Regions from separate parts of the Homo sapiens genome. Here region 1 is linked to region 2. The links are chromatin loops, found by intact Hi-C in ENCODE. Cell type or tissue: endothelial cell of umbilical vein. All regions are shown on one strand. Region 1 overlaps SLC1A1 (solute carrier family 1 member 1). Region 2 overlaps SPATA6L (spermatogenesis associated 6 like).

Region 1 (5,000 bases), 65 kb after region 2:
AGTTGATGCAGTTTCTTCCTAGCCTCTCTGGTCTTTACAATTTGGTGTGTTTTTGCAGTGGCTGGCACCGGTTTTTCCTTTCCATGTTTAGTGCTTCTTTCAGGAGCTCTTGTAAGGCAGGCCTAGTGGTGACAAAATCTCTCAGCATTTGCTTGTCTGTAAAGTATTTTATTTCTCCTTCACTTATGAAGCTTAGTTTGGCTGGATATGAAATTCTGGGTTGAAAATTCTTTTCTATAAGAATGTTGCATATTGGCCCCCACTCTCTTCTGGCTTGTAGAGTTTCTGCCGAGAGATCAGCTGTTAGTCTGATGGGCTTCCCTTTGTGGGTAACCCGACCTTTCTCTCTGGCTGCCCTTAACATTTTTTCCTTCATTGCAACTTTGGTGAATCTGACAATTATGTGTGTTGGAGTTGCTCTTCTCGAGGAGTATCTTTGTGGCGTTCTCTGTATTTCCTGAATTTGAATGTTGGCCTGACTTGCTGGGTTGGGGAAGTTCTCCTGGATAATATTCTGCAGAGTGTTTTCCAACTTGGTTCCTTTCTCCCCATCACTTTCAGGTACAACAATCAGATGTAGATTTGGTCTTTTCACATAGTCCCATATTTCTTGGAGGCTTTGTTCATTTCTTTTTATTCTTTTTTCTCTAAACTTCTCTTCTCACTTCATTTCATTCATTTCATCTTCCATCACTGATACCCTTTATTCCAGTTGATTGAATCGGCTACTGAGGCTTGTGCATTTGTCACGTAGTTCTCGTGCCTTGGTTTTCAGCTTCATCAGGTCCTTTAAGGACTTCTCTGCATTGGTTATTCTAGTTAGCCATTCGTCTAATTTTTTTTTCAAGGTTTTTAACTTCTTAGCCTTGGGTTCGAACTTCCTCCTTTAGCTCAGAGTAGTTTGATCATCTGAAGCCTTCTTCTCTCAACTCGTCAACGTCATTCTCATTCTCCCTCCAGCTTTGTTCCATTGCTGGTAAGGAGCTGCGTTCCTTTGGAGGAGGAGAGGCGCTCTGATTTTTAGAGTTTCCAGTTTTTCTGCTCTGTTTTTTCCCCATCTTTGTGGTTTTATCTACCTTTGGTCTTTGATGATGGTGATGTACAGATGGGGTTTTGGTGTGGATGTCCTTTCTGTTTGTTAGTTTTCCTTCTAACGGTCAGGACCCTCAGCTGCAGGTCTGTTGGAGTTTGCTTGAGGTCCACTCCAGACCCTCTTTGCCTGTGTATCAGCAGCGGAGACTGCAGAACAGTGGATATTGGTGAACAGCAGATGTTGCTTCCTGATCATTTCTCTGGAAATTTTGTCTCAGAGGGTTACCCTGCCATGTGAGGTGTCAGTCTGCCCCTACTGGGGGGTGCCTCCCAGTTAGGCTACTCGGGGGTCAGGGACCCACTTGAGGAGGCTGTCTGCCTGTTCTCAGATGTCCAGCTGTGTGCTGGGAGAACCACTATTCTCTCCAAGGCTGTCAGACAGAGACATTTAAGTCTGCAGAGGATTCTGCTGCCTTTTGTTTGGCACTGCCCTGCCCCTAGAGGTGGAGTGTACAGAGGCAGGCAGGCCTCCTTGAGGGGCAGTGGGCTCCACCCAGTTCGAGCTTCCCGGCTGCTTTGTTTACCTACTCAAGCCTGGACAGTGATGGGCGCCCCTCCCCCAGTCTCGCTGCTGCCTTGCAGTTTGATCTCAGACTGCTGTGCTAGCAATGAGTGAGTCTCTGCGGGCGTAGGACCCTCTGAGCCAGGCGCAGGATATAATCTCCCAGTGTACCATTTGCTAAGACCGTTGGAAAAGTGCAATATTAGGGTGGGAGTGACCCGATTTTCCAGGTGCCATCTGTCACCCCTTTCTTTGACTAGGAAAGGGAATTCCCTGACCCCTTGTGCTTCCCGGGTGAGGCGATGCCTCGCCCTGCTTCGGCTCACGCACGGTGCACTGCACCCACTGTCCTGCACCCACTTTCCGACACTCCCCAGTGAGATGAACCTGGTATCTCAGTTGGAAATGCAGAAATCACCCATCTTCTGAGTCACTCACGCTGGGAGCTGTAGACTGGAGCTCTTCCTATTTGGCCATCTTGGCTCCACCCCAAATCTTCATCTTTTAAAAACACTGAGTAATACAACTTTGGCTGTTTGGATGGACTTGCCTGTGGACCATCAGCCAACTATTAAATGCTCCAATCCTTGACAGTTTTGCTGAATGTTGCTGACTTTTCCTAGCGACCAAAGAGGCAAGCATGAAATGTCAAGCAAAGGTTCATATTAGCATACATTTTTAGGTTTAAGTTTTAAGGTAAGAAAGTACAGTAAACACATTCTTTGTAGTATGTTAATTCAAAAAGAGGCAATAACACTTTTGCATTTATTAATATCCAAATATATCCCAAGCACTATATTAAGTGCTAGAGGATTTGAAGGGGAAGAGTTAAAAAATAATATAATTGTGTTATTAAAGCAATAAAAATGTTTTCCGTCATGGGTGACTCCACCATCAACAGGAAATGTGGTTTGCACTGTTTTGTCAATAGCAACGATTATTTACATTGAGTCATCTTTCCCTTTTGGTCTATCACCTACAATTAAGAATTCGGTCTGACTCAGAAGAAAAGTTGATTTTGGTAAAGGTCTAATGGGTTTCTCTAGGGTAGGATTTGGGCCTGCAGGAAAAACTAGTTTTCTCTGACACATGACTGTGTTAAACCAGCATCTCTGCGCCCAGGAAGAGGGATTGCTGCTTCTCCCAGGACGCTTGGATCTTGAAGCCGCTCCTGAATCAAAGGTTACATTGTATTCTGCATCATTAACATACTGAGTACACTTAGTTGTGCTTTCAGTGCTTTAATTAGTGGTCCATATTGGAGGGTTTTGACAATTCAGTTATCCAGACTTTATCCACAATATTCCATTGCCCACCATGAGAGATCAGAGTTAGTTATATCATGGAAATTGAGAGAAAGGGAAGAATTGGGCCCTCTTTTTGCATGTTCCACTGTTTTATATTTTCTCCCCCTCCACAAACCTCCTCCTTCCTATCAACCCAAATAAAAATAAGAGAAAAATAAGGGAAGTAATCAAGTCATTCACTTTCCATTATTTATGGTGCATTTTAAGGAAGCTCTTAAATATTCAAGTTACTCTCTCAGCCTATTTGGTCTAAATAAATAAGAAAATACATGTACAATATTTTCTTCATTGTCCAACTCAAATTTATCACCTGGTAGCATTCAAGGCATGTATCTTACAGGTGACTGAGAACTCTAAAAGGGACTAGGCCCATGGGCCATGAGCAAAAGGACACTATTGTGGTGAAGTAATCAAGTATATATATATTTTAAAAATGAGTCCAGGTATGGTGGCTCACACCTGTAATTCCAGTACTTTGTGAAGCCAAGGTGGGAGCCCAGGAATTTGAGATCAGCCTGGGCAACATAATGAGACACCATCTCTACAACACACACACACACACAAAAAAAGTTTCATTTTGACTGATGGCAGAGGCTTTTAATTATCTAATTCATCCTTCATTCCTCCTTACACTTATTCATTCATCTGCATATTCATTTGTTCACTCATACATAGGTATATTATCCTAATAAATACACATCAAACACTTATTGAGCACCTACAGAAATAGGCATCATGGCACACTGTGTGACTACAAAGACAGCTGGATGCATGTCCCCTGCCCTTAAGGATGGAAGACAGTACAGTTTCATCAAAAGAGTAGAGACATTTGTCTGGGAAAGGACGAGTATGAATTCGTAAGACTACTGCAAAGGCTTAAAGGTCAGAAATCTGGGATATCTTGGCACATTTAAACAGCTTCAAGCAATTCAGTGTGGCCCATAATTAGGTAGATGTACGTAACTGCACAAGTAAGAAGAAGCAGGTGGTGAAGGATCCCATACGCCAAGCTAAGGATTTGAAGCTGATCCTGAAGGCAGTGGGAAGCCTCTGGAGGATTTACTCCTTCATTGGAAGGAGTTTTGCATTAGAAAGCAGTGTGCGAATCCTGTAAGTGGCTGCTGTGATCCAAGGTGAGCGGTGTTAAAGAGTGGAGAAGGGGAACAAATTTAGGAGGTGGACGAGTTAGTATTTGGTGATAAATTATATGTCTGAAGGTGGAAGGCAGTAGAGATGAGGAAGAAAGTGAAGTTCTGGGGTTCTTGTTTTCTAGCTTGGGTAACAGGGTGGATGGTGATACCTACCAAAGTGGGTAATATGGATAGTTCTAAAGATGATGAGTTCAGTTTTGGATGGGACACTGAGGGGAAGATGCTTAATGAAGACACGGATATGTGTGTATAGAGCACAAGAAAGAGACGTGGATGAAGTGTGTTGATAAGGGTATCAGTGTCACAAAGAAAGGTAAGAGTGGATGAGGCCGCATATATTACAGCCAACTCGGAATGTAGACTGAGAAGCATGTACTGTTAAGGTTAGGGCTCAATTTATCAAACCTCTGGTATCATCTCTTTATACCTTAGATCCTCAACCAATTTTACTTCTTCCCACCTTCTTAAACCAGAATACTCTCAAACTATAAGAAAATCTAACTTGCATTTTTTTGTTTGTTTGTTTTTTGAGACGGAGTCCTGCTCTGTCTCCCAGGCTGGAGTGCAGTGGCGTGATCTTGGCTCACTGCAACCTCCGCCTCCCGGGTTCACGCCATTCTCCTGCCTCAGTCTCCCGAGTAGCTGGGACTACAGGCACCGGCCACCATGCCCAGCTAATTTTGTTTTTGTATTTTTAGTAGAGACGGGGTTTCACCATGTTAGCCAGGATGGTCCTGATCTCCTGACCCCGTGATCTGCCTGCCTCGGCCTCCCAAAGTGCTGGGATTACAGGCATGAGCCACTGTGCCCACCTCCTAACTTGCATTTTTAATAAAATCAAACTCCAGTCCTCCAAGATTTTCCATGCAGGAAGTATCTTCTTGTGAGAAGGGGAGGTGGGCTGTACAGTTTTGTGTCTTGTTCCTGCAGATGTCTTTCCCTTGGGGA
Region 2 (5,000 bases):
CAAGGAGTTATCTCAATTTTGAGGAATCATGCTGGGGCAAGGATTGCAGTTGAAGTATTTTGCTTTTGGAGTGTATAATAGTATGAATAATTTTGTGATGTTTTGGGGTTTGGATTACTTTGGGAAGATCTGTGTCATTAAACATCATAAAAAGAATTCCCATCTGTCTTGCTTCAGTTTATAATTCCTTTCTTGATTTTTATGGTTGCAGATCTGTCAAAGCCTGGAGCATATTTTATGGGCATGTTTCATGGGGTCTTGGTTTGCAGAGGCTCCTAAGAAAATCTCCTTTGTGGAACCTAGGCCCTCCAAACAAAAGCTGCTGTACAATGAGGCCAGTTCTCTGTGGTCACCTGACTGACCCAAAGTTAGCTGAAGCCTGTAGGCCATGAATTATAAAAGAGATTTTTAAAAAATGAGAGTGCAAATGATATGTTTGACATAAAAGAGGTGGCGGGTTTTAGGTGTAATTTGAGAAGACTGATGGGTATGTGTGTGAGTTCAGCCCTAGCACCCAAATGCCAGGCTACTCTCAGTATAGCCAGTACTCCCCTGAGTTGGTCCATCAAAGGAGCCCGCTGGGCTCTCTGGAGGGCAGCCTGAGGAACAGGATATGCTCTGTAGTCCATGCTGTGACCAGAGAACCCACTAGTACCACCGGATGGGACTGCTGTCTTTCTCTGGTTAGGGGACCCCTCCTAGCACTACTTAGCGGACCTGCAGGTCTTAGGGAGACCTCTTCTCTCTTCCCTTGTGCTGGGAACCCTGCCAACAGTGATGAGAGCCCCAACCCTTTGCTCCTTTGGCCTGGGAGCCCCATCCTCCACACTGAATCTAGGGGCACCAAATTATGGCAATGAAGTTACTTTGTTTATCAAAGGAAAGAACCTATGCTTAATTTCACATAGGGAATTTGGTCAAAACAGGGTCATGTCTAGGACAGGAGCTTTTACATGGTGCAGATGGGTCCTTTTCTTGATGGCTGAGTTGATGGAGCTTCTTCAACAAAATGAGGAGTTTCTAGTCCAAAATTTTTCCTTGGGATTCTGCGTCTTTTAGAGTGATCCATTAGCTCCGCCCACCTCACCCCCCACGCCCCACCGTGTGTGTGTGTGTGTGTGTGTGTGTGTGTGTGTGTGTGTGTGTGTGTGTATTTTGTTTTCTTTTTTTATATATATAAAAAATAGAGAAGGAGTCTCCCTATATTGACCAGGCTGGTCTTGAACTCCTGGCCTCAAGTGATCTGCCGCCTCGGCCTCCCAAAATGCTAGGCTTACAGGTATGAGCCACTGCGCCCCTCCGAGTACCTGGATTTAAATCCTAGTTCTGCCATTTACAGGCTGAGTGCCTTGGACAGATAATTTAACCTCTTTGTGTCTCAATGTCCTTATGTATAATATGGAGGTAATAATAGTATCTGTCTAATAATGTTATTGTTGGTAGATAATACATTTAAAGTACATTAAATCAGTGCCTGGCACAAAATGAGCACTCAGTGAGCATTAGCTATTCTTATTCTCATCTCATTTAATTTTTTGAGGAAAGCATTGCTCCCCCTATTTCTTGCTAAGGACACTGAGGCTCAGAAAAGCAAGCGTCAGAGCCAGTTTGCAAACCCTGCTCTGTCTTGTTTCCAAACCTCAGGTTCTCTGTACCACTTCCTGTCACCCCTTTGCTGCCACCTGGTTGGCCCTGAGGCATCACAGATAATTCAACTTAAAGGGTTTGAAAAACATGAACTCAGAACATTTCAGAATAACAGAGCAACTAAGGTCTCTTGACAGAAGTTGGAACAATTAACCACTTCTTGTTTAGGCCAACAAGAGAGGCTTTCTGCTCGTATTTCCTGTCATTGAAATGTTATGTTTGTAAACGGCATTTTTAGGAAGTCCCCTCCTCCCCACCACCCCCAAATAAACTTTCCTGTTCCTTTTTCTCCAGGAACGGACACTCACTGAAATTGGAATTTTGAACTGAGATAAACATCATACTTGTTTTATTGGGATGACTTCCAGGAACAGACCGTAGGCAGTGGCAGTAGGTGTTATTGCTGGAAGCGTTGCATTCATGGTGGGAACTCTTCATTATGAAAGCTCATTTGTTGTTGCTTAAGGGATAGGATGACGTCCTTTGTTCACTGGGTCTCCTCCCAGCCCTGCAGTTAACAAAATTGATCCCACAGCCTCGCATGGACCCACTCAACTTGTATTTGTTAAACTCCTTCTGTGTGCTCAGTATTGCGCAGGACCCTGTGGGGTCGGGAGGGGTCACACTAAGGGGTGTAAAATTCAACCCGTGCCCTCTTGAAGTTTCCATACTTACTGGGGCAATGAGACCTTAAACGAGATATTTCAAGTGTGATTCCCAAAAGGTGTTGCAAACTCGGATGTCTTTAGGACCAGGCAGGATTTGTGACTGTCAGAAGCAGTTGAGTTTGAAATAATGGTGAGTGATGGGAGCTGGAGTGAAGTGGAGCATGTAACACCCCATCCTCCCACAAGGTGTTCATCTTCAAATTCAAATCTAAACCAGCCAAAGGCTCTGTGGCCCACATAAAGCTGGTCTGAAGCTGGGTCTTGCCCAAAGCCACCAGTTTTGACTCCTGTTTAGTAGTATAAAATAATGGTATTGATTTACAGTGAGGTTTGTGGAACTCAATTTCATTACTTTATAATCGTCTCATATTGATTAACTTAATAATATAAGGCAGTATCTGATTATGTACCAAGATACTGTTGCTTCTGTATGTTTCAGGAGGTTAGAAACAGTGGGGTATTGGTGTTGGAGGCCCAGAACTTATTTTCAGCATTTAAAAAATAGGCAGACCAGGTAGAGAAGAGATTTGGGAGAGTGAGGCAACTGGGGAGAGTATAATGAAGCATATGTATATAGAGAAGAGGAAATGTCCTTTGGGGTATCTTCTGAAGTGTCCTAAATATTCAGGCGAGTATTTTCAACTTGTGCTGTAGACAATAAGAAGCCGTTAGAGTTTTGGAGCCAGAAAGCAAAGTATTAATCTGATGATCTTGTGCAGGATGGTTTGGGAGTAGGTAGAGGCTGGCGGTGGGGAGACTCTGACAAAGCCTTTGAAGAAGTCTGAAAATTAGGGCAATAGAACCTCAACTGAGTAGGAGAGTCACAGGAAAGAGAAGGGCTGATTAGACATCAGGGCTGGGAAGACATCATGAGACAACTTATTTTAGGGGTGCTTAAAAACCTGTGGGTGTATGGGGGAGGTACCTGGCCCTTTTAAGGAAGAAGTGGTTAAGTCCGGTGGCCTGGGCTTGTTACAAAGTGAAGGTGAACTACTTAGTCAGCAGAATGAGGTATTGATGGAGAGAATAATTGCCCTGCAGAAATAAGGACACAGTGTCCTTCATTTTGTGGATTCATATTCTTCATGATGTGTGAGGCAAGATGAACTCAACGACTAAGAGAACAAAATAGGAGCTCAAATGAAATCCTTTAGGGACTTTTCTTTTTGTGGTCTCTTTTTGGCCAGGGAGATAGAATAGGGAACACTTAGAATTACTAGGGGTCAAGGTGGGTGTTGAGAAGAATGGAGGCCTTGTCTGGGATTTTGTTTAGTATTTTTTTAATCCCTCTGAATCTTGTTCTTATCGTGAAGGCCTTATGGTTGTAAATAGAATTTAGAGGATTATCAAAATACAAGTTGTTTATTCAAGAATTACGTGGGAAGAGAAAATGCAGGAGTACACCATGTCCAGTGATTCATGTCTGGACAGAGGCTAAGTCTTGGGTCACTCGCTTCACAAAGAGGCATCACTGTTCACTCAGGGGCTCCCACCTGAATCCCAGAGCAGACGGATTCAAATAAATGCACCAACCTCTATAGACCTGCCTTGCAACCTCAAACCTCTTGGGGTCAAAAGCAAGAAGAAATGTTTATGATCCTAGATTGTAGGGGAAATAATGGTGATTTTTAAAAACACAATTCCCCGCTGGGCGCGGTGGCTCACACCTGTAATCCCAGCACTTTGGGAGGCTGAGGCAGGCAGATCATGAGTTCAGGAGATCAAGACCATCCTGGCTAACACGGTGAAACCCCGTCTCTACTAAAAAATACAAAAAAAGTTAGCCAGGCATGCTGGCGGGCGCCTGTAGTCCCAGCTAGTCTGGAGGCTGAGGCAGGAGAATGGCATGAACCCGGGAGGCAGAGCTTGCAGTGAGCTGAGTTCGCGCCACTGCACTCCAGCCTGGGTGACAGAGCGAGACTCCGAAAAACAAAAAACAAAAAACAAAAACCCACAATTCCCAATCTGGGAAAGAGAGACTACAGAAAAGATTGATGAGATTGATTTTGGATAAGTTCAGTTTAAAAAGATGGTGGAAAAGCCAACAGAAAGTGGTCAGTAGAAGTTGGAGGTGGGGATCTGAGGTTTGGCTTGGAGATCAGGGCAGGAGAAACCAAGGGCAGCTGTAGACTTTGTGGATACACATTTTTGTTAATCATCTGCATAGAGATGGTAGTGGAATCCATAATATTGGAGGAGTATCTGGTGGAGAGAGGAAGACCAGAAGGATGTGAGCTTGTTCATTTATTCCACAAATATTTGAGGGGACCCTGTGTGTGTGGCACAGGGAGAGATGAGACCCACAGTAAGGGAGCAGCAGGAGGAGGTTACAAAGGTTGTGGAAGAGTGGTGGAAAACGGTCAGGCGGGGCAGAATCTGGTAATGTCTTGGAAGCCAAGGAAAAATAACTTAGTGGAATATAAAGCTAATCAACAGTGACATATGTTGCAGAAGAGTAAAAATTGATGACTGAGAAAATGCCTTTTGGATTTCATGAGCAGGGCACTGATGACCTCGGAGTTTCAGGAATGTTGTGGAAGCCCGACTGTAGGGGATTAGGTGTTTGTGAGTGGGGAGGAAATGGAGTCACAGTATAAAGAATAAAAAGCAGCCCCCAAAATTTGGCAAGAAAAGGAAAAGAGAAATAGGGTTCCAGTTTTTATCCTGACAACTCCCCATCCCTGG

Evidence for each region. A loop is a pair of places that touch in the nucleus more often than their neighbours do. Peaks named below come from ENCODE experiments on the same cell type or tissue, not always from the same donor. Only the 100,000 strongest peaks of a DNase experiment are listed, where the experiment ranks them.
Region 1: it touches region 2 in a loop (11-fold over the local background); 2 of 110 quality-filtered maps call a loop at or near these places.

What each region holds. Positions count from the first base shown.
Region 1 is chr9:4,528,157-4,533,156 of GRCh38, reverse strand. The region is part of intron 1 of SLC1A1 (solute carrier family 1 member 1); the gene reads right to left. Among named protein-coding and RNA genes, the nearest start is that of SLC1A1, 40 kb to the right of the region's middle. In endothelial cell of umbilical vein, no CTCF peak of the experiment used is centred here; DNase peaks (open chromatin) are centred at 2,176 and 2,526; H3K27ac peaks cover 2,105 bases.
Region 2 is chr9:4,593,472-4,598,471 of GRCh38, reverse strand. It overlaps SPATA6L (spermatogenesis associated 6 like), which reads left to right. Exons shown (of 12, transcript NM_001353486.2): 12 at 1-156. Among named protein-coding and RNA genes, the nearest start is that of PLPP6, 66 kb to the left of the region's middle. In endothelial cell of umbilical vein, no CTCF peak of the experiment used is centred here; a DNase peak (open chromatin) is centred at 1,941; H3K27ac peaks cover 1,350 bases.